2 separate regions of the Homo sapiens genome follow, and region 2 is linked to region 1. Evidence: chromatin contacts called from ENCODE Hi-C or POLR2A ChIA-PET data. All regions are on one chromosome and are shown on one strand. Each heading gives the region's core, a stretch centred on a gene start or an enhancer-like site at or near the end of the contact. The rest is flanking DNA. Distances are from core to core; before and after follow the strand shown.

Region 1 (6,453 bases), core at 896-3,395:
TTTAAGAAACTTCATGTTTCTAGAGAAAACTATTTCTACCTAATACTGAAAGCTTGGTAGGAAGACATAAAATAATTTGCTCTAAAAGCAAAAGACACATCTAAGAAAAAAGCAAAATCCCTGAAATCCAGCTTTCCTAACACTGATCATTATCATTTTTTTCTTAAAAGAAGAAAGTAATTTTAAGCTCATCTTCATGATTTTTCAGACAAACTCTCTGTATTTTTACTTTACTTCCTAATTCATTACCTTTTCAAAGAACTTGGGCCAGTCGCTGCTGTGGATGTTTCTTAAATTCCCTCTGTCTTCAATCTTGTAGTGCCTGATTTTCTGGTCTTCAAGCCAAACGATGAAGTTTCTAAATTCTGTTTCATCTGCAATAAAAAATATCACATAAATAACTAGAAGCACTACATAAAATACCTCCTTCTCAGGTATATGTTCAGATATATGTTCTTGTGGAATTTTCTTAACTTCAAAATACTAAATTAATTGAACCAAAAGAGGGAGTTGAAAGTACAGATTCTGGAGTTGAAAGTACAGATTAACAATGATCTGTTCAAATCCTGGGTCCAGATACTTACTGGTTGTGTGAACTTGGGATAATCACCCACATTTTCTGTGCCTCAGACTCTTCAGCTACAAAATGAGGGTGCTAATAGAACTTACCTCATAGAGTTATGAAGATTAAAAGAAGTTGTTTTATTTAAGAAGTTTCTTAAATAAAATAAATACGGATAAAAACAGTGCCTGGCACATAGTTTTGCTATTTAAGTGTTACATATTAATATTCCAGTTCCTTTGCGGACAGAAAGGGGAAGGAGGGCAAGGTTAAATTTATAGCAAAGTAATAAAGTAAAATATACAACAAAATAATAAGTAAAAGAAATTAAATGACAAAAAAGACACTGTGACAACTGTTGTCATGGAATGTTAACTGCACATTAAGTGCATAATTGTTTCGTTTAATCCTCCCCATACCTCTTTTGAGGTAGGTAATATCCCATTTTACAGATAAGAACATTGAGACTCAAAGATTCCAATCCAGAACAAGGCTCTATTGTCACTGATACTTTTTTGTTAAAGTAGAAAAACAATAGATTATAATTTGATATGCTTCTACAGGCGATCAACAAAACACTGTCATCCTGCTTAGAAATTATTTTCAATTTGTGAGTCAAATTCAAGCTTCCATTATAAGGTCTTGAGAATTACACAGTGGTCTGAGTATCACAAGTTATACTTGATCACTTTCAAACTTACCAGTCTATCACAGGCCACAACTATACAAAGGAAACGAGTAGTGGTGGGTAGCAGTTTAGTTACAGTGAGTAGCAACGTTATTACTTTTTAAAATTCTAATGCTGTAAAATCCCAAATACCTTTGTATTCACAATTCAACCTTCCCACTCATCTGCTATTAACTTTTTTGCAACACCACATAACACAACTAGCCCGTTACTACACGCGCTTACCCTCCCACTGTGATCGGTCCTGATTTCATTGTGTACTGTCTCAAACTGCTCAGTGGGTTCTGATTGCTTCCACCCCTCGTCCCTTTAGCTCCTGGCAGGCAGTGAACTAGTCTTCAAGTTACTCAGCACCTTCCTCAGAATCCAGCACCGCGCTGGCCCATAATTAGCAGGTGCTCAAGGTATCGCCTAATTACCCAGGGAACCATGGAGTTGAATAGTGAGTGAGAAAGACGAATGCTCTCCCTTTTATGTACAGAGAAGGTAGTTACGTGATGCTTGGAGTTAAGCAAGTGCAGAAAGTAACATGCCGAGACAGGAGTAGGTGAGAGGGCTTTAAAGGCGGGAAGGGGCGGCGAAGAGCCGAGGTACGTGGCGACCCAGAGGAGAGGGGCCCGGAGGCTGCCGGCGGAAACCAGGCCGCCGAGGGTCCCGACGGGGAGGTGGGGTGCGGGCACTGAGGCTGGGACCTCCGCCCAGGTCAGGGACACGCGGCCGGGCTGAGGCCGCCGCCTCACCTTTGCAGTTGAAGCCGGCGGGGTTGTGGTAGTCGAGAGCCGTCAACTTGCGTCGGAACATGGTCCCCGCTTCTCGCTCTGGTCCCCCGGGCCTCGGCCGGGAGAGAAGAAGCGAGGTGGAGCGGGAGGCGCAGGCACCGGCGACGCGGCGAGAGGGCGGGCAGGCGCTGAGTCGCTCCGAAATGACGGCGGCCTTCGCCAATCGTGGCTTAAAAGCGGTGGCCGCCGGCAAATGCCCACCAATCGCGGCTCCGGCTGGGGAGGCGGGGCCACGTCGGCGCACGTCGACGCTCAAATAAACTTTATTGTCAGCTTCCTGGTTGTACAATAGGCAGAAAACCACCGGGAAGCCACTTTCCTTTCTTTCTTGCTATAGCATGCAGAGAATAGTATATGTAGGCTTTTGGTATTCGCTGTACCTCCCGTTGGATTACAGAATTACTGTTTAGTGTTTTGAGTGCATTCATTCATTTTATTACTCCTCCTACATAACAGGTGCTCTTCTAACACTGGTAATACAAAGACTACAAAGCAAGGTCCCTATAGTAAGATGCTTTCAGACTAATTGGGAGTGATCCACAGGTAAACATACAATTGTTAATACGATGCGATCGTTCCAGATATCCTCAGCCAGAGTGAAATCTGAAGCCGAGATCGTCCCTCACTCCCCCTCACCCTCGGTCACAGCATCCAGTAGGTCACCAATTCCTGCCATTCTGTCTCTCCTAACTCTCAAATCCCTCACCTCCTTTCGGACCCCACTGATACAGCCACAGATCAGATCCTCATCACTTTTGCTTACTCTAATTATCTGATTGATTTCTTAGGGCCAGTCCTGCGTTCTCCAAACCATTCCTCCATACAGCGATGAGAGAGATTTTTCTAAAGCAAAAACCTGTACATAACTTTCTCTGCTTATGTTTTAGTGGTTCCTGGTTACCCCCTAGAAATAATCAAAACTCCTTATTGTATTTAAGATCTTTCCTGATCCAGTCTCTACTTGCTTTTCAGACAGTGGAGAGAGAGCAGTGAACAAGACAGACCAGGCCCCTATTTTCATGGAGTTTAAAAGGCTAATGAGGGAAACAATAAACAGATAAGTATAAACTAAGGCTTGAAGATGGTGAGGCATTCACCATGCAGTCAAAAGGGTAACCTAGTTTGAGGGAAGAGGATGTATAAAGGCAAGAAATGAGCAACAGCATGGCCCAGAGGGACTAGAGCTTATAGGGGCTGGAGGGTGAGAGGGAATGACAGCTGATAAGACTATAGACAAAGGCAGGGCTCTGATAAGGAAAAGCCTCTCATGGCAAGCTAAGGGGAGCTATTGAAATTCTTGGGGGTAAGCCAACTATGTACGTTTCATTTCATTTCATTAATTAAGATTTTAATTAAACACTTAGGATCTGAGGAGCATACAAATGAGTAAACTACAGTCTCTATTTTCAGGAAGTTTAAGTATAATGACAAATATAGATGTGTAAATAAATACTTATAATCTGGAGTTAGAAAGAGTAAGTGAATTACAAGAAATATAAAATGTACTACAAAGAAGTACAGGCCAGGTGCAGAAGCTCATGCCTGTAGTCCCAGCACTTTGGGAGGCTGAGGTGGGAGGATAGTTCAAGCCCAGGAGTTTGAGACCAGCCTAGGCAACATAGTGAGACTTTGTCTCTATTAAAACTAAAAAAAAAAAAAAAAGAAGAAAGAAAAATTAGCCTGGCATGCTCGTGTGTGCCTGTGGACCCAGCTACTCAGGAGGCTGAGGTGGGAGGATCACTTGAGCCTGCAAGGTTGAGGCTGCAGTGAGCCATGATCACACCAACCTGTGCAACATGTAAGACCCCATCTCAAAAATAATAATAATAAAAAGAAGTACAGAGGCTAGAATACAGCTTTAGTTTTAAGGGGGCACTGTAAGATAATCTGTATTTTTCAATTAAGGTGCTTATAGAGTGAATCAAGAAAATCAGTTCAAGAGTGTCTCATTTCCAACAAAATTTGATCAAAGATATGGCTATAATCTCATATTGTAGTGCATGCTAGTTGTATAATTAATGAAATACTAACCAAAAAATGAAAAAATGAACCAATCATGGAAGGGAAAATAATAAATACTTACATATAAATAATAAATTAAAAAGGGGGAAAAATACAATTGCAGACCATGAATTTCTTTAAAAAAATAAGGAAAAACATCTCTTACCATTTGTTTTCTGAAATTGACCTTTCAAGGCAAAAAATGAAGTTGTTTGCTCCTGGCCTAGTCTTTCCACTTCAGGGTCCCCATTGTCAGCAACTTAAGACTGTCCCTAGTCATCAGCCCCGGCCACCACCAGGAGTGGGGAGGTTGGAGGAAGATTCAGATGATGCAGAATGCTAAAGTGTCAGGGGATACTTGAGCAGGGGATAAAGCAAACTTTGGGAAAGAAGTATAAAATAAATATTAATCCATTTTTTATGTTAAAACCCAGTTATCTTTTTTTTTCTCTGAATTTGAAGGAGTTCTTTGACCTATTCTGAATGGAGTGTCCAACAGTAAGTGAATCTTACATAATTCCATTTCTGAAGACCAAGCCCTCTGTATACTTCAAGAAAAGGAAACCAACTTTTGTGTGTGTGTGTTTTCATAAGTACCCAGTGTTTAGCTCCCACTTATAAGTGAGAACCTGTGGTATTTGGTTGTCTGTTCCTGTGTTAATTTGCTTAGGATAACGGCCTCCAGCTGCATCCATATTGCTGCAAATTTGGACATAATATTTGTTCTTTTTATGGCTGCATAGTATTCCATGGGGTATATGTACCATATTTTCTTTATCCAGTCAGCCTCTGATGGGCATCTAGGTTGATTCCACGTCTTTGCTATTGTGAACAGTGCTGCAATGAACATGAGAATGCATGTGTCTTTTTGGTGGAAGGATCTGGAAATCAACTTTTATTATCAAATGACCTGAACTCCAATCTAATGGTTGATCATAGGTTTGACAGGCTATTAATTCATCTGTTGAATTGTTCAGTAAAGTGTTTAGAGTGTCAATTACATGCCAGGCAATCTTGTAGGCATTTTGGAGTCATCTGAGAGCTTAAACACAACAACCCTGACCTCAGGGAGCTTATCATTGGGCAAGGGAAGACAAACAGTACAATAATAAATAAATACATTATTTACTATTCAGAAGGTTCTAAGTACTATAGGAAAATTATAACAAGGTAAGGGGGGCAACAAATAGCGGTGGGGATATAATGGGTGTTGCAGTTTTAGACAAGATGGTCAGGTTGGGCCTCATTGAGACAGTGAAGTGTAAGGAAAGCCTAGAAGGAGGTAAGGAAGTTAGCCACACAAATATCTGGGGAAAGAGATTTCTAGATGGAGTACTCAAAAAAAAAAAAACCAAGATAAGAATGGTTTTTATATTTTTAAATGGTTGAAAAATCAAAAGAATAATAATATTTTATGACATGTGAAAGCTATATAAAATTCAAATTTCAGTGTACATAAATAAAGTTGTATTGGAACACAGCCATGCCCATTTGCTAACTGGCTGCTTTGGTGCTACAAGGGCAGAGTTGAATAAATGCAACATAGACCACATGACTCACAAAACCTAAAATATTTGCAAGGGCATATATGGTTGCAGAAATGTAGAGGTGGCCATTTCAACGGTATTGCCAGGGCAACACATTATCAAGAAAGGCAACCAGTCAGAGGTAAAAGTTGCTCTTTGAAGGACAGTTTCACAACTTGTAACAACTTTTAAAGTCTTGGCAGTTTTACTAGAAGCCTTTGTTCAAATTAGTCTTCCGAAAACAGTGAACAGAACAAGTTGGTAATAACCAGGAATAGCCACAAAAGTCTCTACAGTGCACAGAAAAACAGGTTTTATATTCTAATGAATGTTATCAATTGAACACCCCATGAAATCAGAATTTTTGGAACAAGTTGTATAATGCAGAAAGGTCTCTCTCCCTGGGGGAGCCTCCCGATGAGCAAACATCTCCTTTATCTCTTTCTGAGACTCTTTATGTTAAATATGAAAACTTGCTGCTTTTTAAGGTCAAGCTCTGGAATTTCATGATTTAGCATTAAAAGCAAAATGGCAGGGCAGTAGAACTCAATTTTATTGGTAGAAAACGAATAGGAATGAATAGGAATTTATGTAGTCATGCAAACAGCATAAAGCATTCACCTTCCACATCTAATACTGCAGAGGAAACACTTGCCGAACAGTGAAAACAACACAGAGGACAATACAGCCAAGAAGCACAGACAGGCCATTCCCAAAAATGTCTGGTAGGGGGCTAGATGCAACTTTCCTGAGATGTGATCCAATAAAATCTATTTTATACTTGAGCCAGATTTGGTTGGGGTTTTGTAACTTACAACTGAATAGTTCTAACATGAGGACAGATCCCAGAGAGAAAGGAAAGAAAGATCCACGGACTTGGTGGGACTAAACATAGGA
Region 2 (6,083 bases), core at 1,256-3,755, 800 kb before region 1:
GAGAATATTGTTGTTGGTCAGACGCGGTGGCTCACACCTGTAATCTTAGCACTTTGGGAGGCCCAGGTGGGTGGATCACAAGGTCAGGAGTTCAAGACCAGCCTGGCCAACATGGTGAAACCCCATCTCTACTAAAAATACAAAAATTAGCTGGGTGTGGTAGTGCGCACCTGTAATTCCAGCTACTCAAGAGGCTGAGGCAGGAGAATTGCTTAATTGGAACCCAGGAGGTGGAGGTTGCAGTGAGCTGAGATCACACCACTGCACTCCAGCCTGGGCTACAGAGTAAGACTCCCTCTCAAAAAAAAAAAAAAAAAAAAAAAAAAAAAAAGAATAATGGTGAATGCAGCATTTCTTCTAAGAATCTAGAAAAATAAATAAAAATCAACCAAAGGACATACCAATGGTTCCATTAAACCAGAAGTTGAGACTGTCTCCTGGTTATCTTGGGCTCCTCATTGCCAAGTGAACCTACAGGCAAAGAAAGGGGTTAACTGTACTGGCCAGAGTAATCGACCTTGTCTATTAAGGAGAAATTGGGTTCTTATGGCCCAATGTGGGTAAGGAGGAGTATATGTGGAAAGTATGAGATCTCTGGGGGTACCTCTTACAAGCCTTGTGTTCTGTGATTTTAGAATTGCTTATGTTTCACTTTTTGCTAATTTATAAAACATACAGCAGTTTGTTGTACAGGATAAACTCACTGAAAACATTTGACCAGAAGTCTGATAAGAAAAACGGGGAGGGCCATATGCTTAAGATTAGTGGTGTGTACATAAGCATTTTTTTAAATTTTTGTTTGTTTTGAGACAGGGTCTTGCTCTGTGGCCCAGACTGGAGTGCAGTCTTGCAATCATGGCTCACAGCAGCCTCTGCCTCCCGGGCTCAGGTTATCCTCCTACCTCAGCCTCCTGAGTAGATGGGACTACAGGCACATGCCACCATGCCTGCCTAATTTTCAGTATTTTTTTTTGTAGAGACAGGTTTTTACCATGTTGCACAGACTGGTCTCAAACTCCTGGGCTCAAGAGATCCACTTGCTTAGGCCTCCCAAAATGTTGGAATTACAGGTGTGAGCCACTACGCCCAGCCATGAGTGTTTATTTTATTTATGCCTTACATATTCTTTTTTTTTTTTTTTTTTTTTTTAGAGACAGGGTCTTGCTCTATTGTCCAGGCTGGATTCAACCTTGTGGGCTCAAGTGATCCTCCTGCCTCAGCCTCTGGAGTAGCTGGGACTACGGATGCATACCACCACATTCTGCTCATGCCCTATATATTCTTTTGTATGTATGGGTGTAAAAACAGAGATAAAAACAGAGATATGGATGCCATCAACTCACTGATGTTTGAAGTTCTGAGAAAGCATAAATCAGTAAAGGAGTTAACTGAAATTTAAATCTCACAAATGAGCAAAAAATATGATTTCTGGTATATGATCTATGGGGTTCTTTGAATACTATTGCTTAAGAATAAAATACTTTGCGATTTCAATAAATTGAAAATTATGGTACAAGGCAAGGAAGGGGAGCTACTAGCTATGAGACTTTTGTAAATTATGTAACATCTCTGAACCTCTGTTTCCTCATCTGTTAAAATAGGGACAAAGTGCTACTTAGGTAAGACACTTCAGAAATGGGGCTCTGAAAAAAGTCACTTTTCTTCTCCTAACGAAAGGTTTCTAAACCTCAGCACTCCAGACATTTCAGGCCAGGTAATTCTTTGTTGTGCGGCGCTGTCCTGCGCACTGTAAGGCGTGAAGCAGTATTCCCGGCCTCTACTCACCTGTGCCCTCCACCATCTGTAGATTCCAATGACATCTCACCCCAGATGAGAGGCTGAAAATGATTCATACATTGCCAAATGTCTCCTGGGAGGCAAAACTGTTGCAGTGGAGAACCGCTGTCCTAACCCCATGTTCATCCAATAAAGGGTTTGAGGGACTGAGAAATGAAACAATAGTCCCGAAGGAGTAGAATGCAGTGGCCCCAACTCCTAGTTTCATGAAGGCAGGAACTGTGACTCAGAGGCCTGGGGATGCGGAGCTCTGAACTGCCAGCTGGTAGGAAAAGTCCTAATTAATGGATTGAATCATGAAGGGAGGGCAACAAGGAACAAATGGAGAGGGCCAGTGGCCGAGCCTTCGGTCTCAGGATCAAAGAGGCCCACACTGGTCACCACTTACGCTGCTGGGCTGACTGCTAGGTAGACGTATCTGCAGATAAACCGAGACAATGACGCGGTGGGAAAGGCCTTGGGGAGCGAGGAGGAGGAGCCGGGAGAGGCCAGCTTTGGTCCGGCGGCCACCGCCCCAGGCGCCGCGACTCGAGCCTCAGGCCCCGCCCCTCGCCCTCCTGGTCCCGCCCCCGCTCTCCGAGCCCCGCCCCTCGCCCTCCTGGTCCCGCCCCCGCTCTCCGGGCCCCGCCCCTCGCTCTCCGGGCCTGGGCGGGTGGCGCCTTGGCCTCCGCCTCCGCTCGCCTGCGCGCGGCCCTGCGTGAGGGGGCAGAGGCGAGGTGGAGGCGTTGGCGCTGCCACGTCTGGGCCGCGGTTCCCAACTGTGGCGCGGGCGGTGGAGGAGGAGGTGGGGCTGGCGCTGAAGCCGGATCCGGATCCGGTGCTGTGCACACTGGTGGGGGAGAGTCCGACGCGCCTGGCTAGGAGCGCCGACCGCAGGGCCTCTACGGGTGAGGAGGGACCGGGGCCGGGGCGCGAGAGCAGGACCGTGTGTCCTGGGGGCTGGGGCGGGCCTGCCCTCAGGTTTATCTAACAGGTGTGTCTGGTGCCCCGGCCAGGCCCCCGGGGGTGTTGTGTGGAGGAGCTGGGCGTTAATCCTCGCCAGCTGGGTGCACATGGTGTGGAGCGCGGTTCCCAGGAAGTTGAACGCACGCGCGCCTGGAGCAGAGGTTAAGGATGATGGCCAGCGGTCCGGCCATACGCTGGTCTTGGCCTGGCAGGGCTGGAACTGGGACTGGGGTCGGAACTTCGCTCCCCAGACTTTGGCGTGGGAAATGAGACAGTTGGTCGCGCTCTCTGCAGCCATCGGTTTTGAATGGGCACGAACGTCCCAGGCCCCTTCTCTTCTCCCATTCCCGGGCGCATCCCACGGTGGTCGGAGCCATTGAGGCAGCTGCTCCGAAGACCACCTCCGCACCGAGTAGGTCGGCGCTTTCCCCAGGGTACAGAGGGACATTCTTTGTCTCTTTTTCCTAGGCTCCTACCCCTAGAAATACCGAGTACTGTACTGTGATTTCTGTTGCGGGAGCTGATGTTTATGTAAGCCAAACTAATTTAAAATTTTCATACAAAATTGAACGGGCGATTATAGGATTCGTTTTGTTAGGATAATCCCTCATGAACGAATCCTAGAATGGATCTTAAGAAATTAATTTAGGCAGGATTTGCTAAATAGGGGAGAGAGCGCTAGCTGTATGGTATGATGATGTAAAGATTGGGGTCTGTTGAGGATGGTAATCGAGCTCAAGATGCGAAAACGAGGATTCTAGCCCCAAGTCACTTACTTGCTGTGTTACCTAAGGGGCAAGTCTTGGGAGTTCCAGGTGCTCCAGCTTCCTCATCGGTAGACTGGGAATAACGCCTAGATTGTAAAGGTCAAACTATCAGAAAATACTTTTGAACATTCATGCAGTTACACAATTTAATAAATATGGCCAGGTGTGTTAAAAATCTTTAACGGAATAGATTCAGAATGGATTCTTGTTATCGAAATTGTTATAAAATGAATATAAAGGAATCCGAAGTCCGCCCCTCCCCCATTCACCTGTACTTAGAAGGTTCCCCAGGAGCTCTTGAGAAATACATAGGCTGGTTTAGATTTGGCCTTAGATTGTATTTTTTAAAATTTGTAGATCGACTTTTAAAATCTTCATCTCCGGTGTCTATTACTTGTTGCTCTCCGTTGGTTGCTTCTAGCAGCAGCCTCTCTCCCCATTCGTATTCCAACCTGATACAGAGGCTCAGACGCCAAATAGTTGAAGTTTTGTTTAAAAAATATTCAATTGAGTGAAAAAATATTCAACTGATGTGATGACTAGTAAAAATGAATTTGGTGTATGCTTTCCGCGATATTGTGGCAGTTTGGGAATTTTTTTTTTTTTTTTTTTTTTTGTCCTTCTGGATTTTCTGAAATGTGACCTACAGGTAAGTCTTATTCGTTATTCATTCACTAGGCATTATTGGGCTAGGGTTAGGCTTAAACGGGTCTTCTAAACGCCTGCTAATTTAGCAGTTAATCAGAAAAGGTTCTGAGGAATACTTAAGGAGGATTAGTGTTTAAAGTTCATCTAAAAACTTTAAAGAACCTAATGATATGATGAGATTCCGCTTCACACAACTGTGCAATTTTATTCGCAGAAATTTCCTAGTTTTGCAATATCTGGGCACCTGAAGATGCTAAAAGATTATTTATATAAAATTACTTATTTAATTATGTTCTAAACCCCCTTGGAACCAGGTTTCAAGTCATATCTTGCTTCACTTTGCCCAGTACCTTAGTTGGGCACCAGCAGAATTTTACGGTTTGAGGACAGAGTGAGCTAAAGTGGGCCTTCAGTATGGCTCTGTTTTGTAGAATAGCTCATAAAAAAATTTTTGATGTTAATTTCTGATTGCCTGGTTAATAGATTCTTATTTCAATCTGTAATGCTTTGTTTAATGTATTTTGACTAGTCTGATTCCCATTTTCCAAATGTAGGTTCTAAGTGCTGCTTATGACTTAATTTTTAACCCTTGTACAACAGTAAGATAGGGAATTTATCTACTCTAGTGCATCTTCAGTGTAATGGTTAAGAGCAGAGTCTGAAGTCATACTACCTAGCAGGACTGGCTACGTAATCTGTGGTAATCCAAATTAAAATGCAGGGTTCCTTGTTAAAAAATTAAGAACTTCAAAACAGTGGCAGCAGGGTATCAAACTTAAGTGCAGGGCCCTGTGTAACGGCACAGGTCAGGGGCTTCTGAAGCTGGCCCTGTTGCCTCATTTTGAATCCTCACTCTGTTCTTATTGGCACTCTAACCTTGAGCAAGTTACTGTGCCTGCTTCCTTATCTGTAAAATTGGGATAATAATGATACATCGTTCATTGTATTTTTAAGAGTTAACATATAGAAAGTTTTCAATAAGTGTTAGCCAATATTATTTATTTTTATGATCATTCGTGGAAAAGGACTGTCTCATCAAAGAAAAGTACAAGAAAATATTAGTATTTCCTGGTTAAAATTCATTATTTAAGGGCTTCATAATCCTAGTTGTTTTCCTGTATACTTCTTCCCTCTCATGAAAATTATTAACCCTATTTTTCATGTTTTCTAGACCACATTTTTATTGTAAACACAGACAACTTTATAGGAAAAAGGAATCTAGTTAAATGTGGTTAAGGTTGATTTAAATTCTCTTTTGAGTTTTCTTTGAACTTTGTATTTACAACTATATGTTTAATAGCAAGACCAAAATGTTTAAATAGTGTGCTGCCTCGAGGAATTTACATTTTTAATACTGTACACATTTCACTTTATTAATACTTAGCCTGTTTATCTACATACCTGAAAAACAATGTTGCTACCTACCATTCAGATGAGATTACACACAAAAACCTCAAGGGTCCAATTTAGACAAAACACTAAAACACGTGGACTCAATTTCATCTATTAAAAACTTGTTTTGGCTGAGCATGCTGGTTCACACTTGTAATTCCAGAACTTTGGGAGGCTGAGGCTGGAGGATCACTTGAGGTCAGGAGTTCAAGACCAGCCTTTCCAACATGGCAAAGCCCCATCTCTACTAAAAATACAAAAATTAGCCAGGCGTGGTGGTATGAGCCTGTAGTCACAACTACTCTGGAGGCTGATGTGGGAAGCTGAGGTAGGAGGATCACTTGAGCCCAGGAGTTTGAGGCTGCAGTGAGCTATGATTGCACCACTGCACTCCAGCCTGGGCAACAGAGTAAAACCCTGTCTCAAAACAATAAAACAAAACAAAAAACCTATTTTGAATGGCTATTAAACTTGTTAAATTTGAAATGACTGCTTGATCATCACAATTTCTATATTTTCCTTAATATTGTTAGA

Evidence for each region. A loop is a pair of places that touch in the nucleus more often than their neighbours do. ChIA-PET counts read pairs that join two places held with the same protein, here RNA polymerase II (POLR2A). Pooled maps may share reads with other maps.
Region 2: a map of B cell shows a loop between it and region 1 (5-fold over the local background). The contact joins the promoter of GNPNAT1 here to the promoter of RTRAF in region 1. A Hi-C loop is called at or near these places in 4 of 168 maps with a recorded cell type or tissue (B cell, CD4-positive, alpha-beta T cell and naive thymus-derived CD4-positive, alpha-beta T cell) and 9 of 50 pooled maps. POLR2A ChIA-PET finds 5 or more read pairs at or near these places in 1 of 52 experiments (activated T-cell).

Annotation. Positions count from the first base shown.
Region 1 is chr14:51,985,238-51,991,690 of GRCh38, reverse strand. It overlaps RTRAF (RNA transcription, translation and transport factor), which reads right to left and starts at 2,145. Exons shown (of 8, transcript NM_016039.3): 1 at 1,991-2,145; 2 at 250-374. The coding sequence starts at 2,051. It overlaps LOC105370497 (a long non-coding RNA gene), which reads left to right and starts at 1,107. Exons shown (of 3, transcript XR_007064166.1): 1 at 1,107-1,172; 2 at 3,002-4,528. RefSeq lists enhancers at 1,666-1,725, 2,066-2,360.
Region 2 is chr14:52,788,029-52,794,111 of GRCh38, reverse strand. It overlaps GNPNAT1 (glucosamine-phosphate N-acetyltransferase 1), which reads left to right and starts at 2,505. Exons shown (of 6, transcript NM_198066.4): 1 at 2,505-2,684. It overlaps LOC105370500 (a long non-coding RNA gene), which reads right to left and starts at 2,324. Exons shown (of 3, transcript XR_943867.3): 1 at 1,786-2,324. RefSeq lists enhancers at 1,883-2,397, 2,398-2,911, 3,019-3,108, 3,189-3,278 and silencers at 2,309-2,528, 2,629-2,708.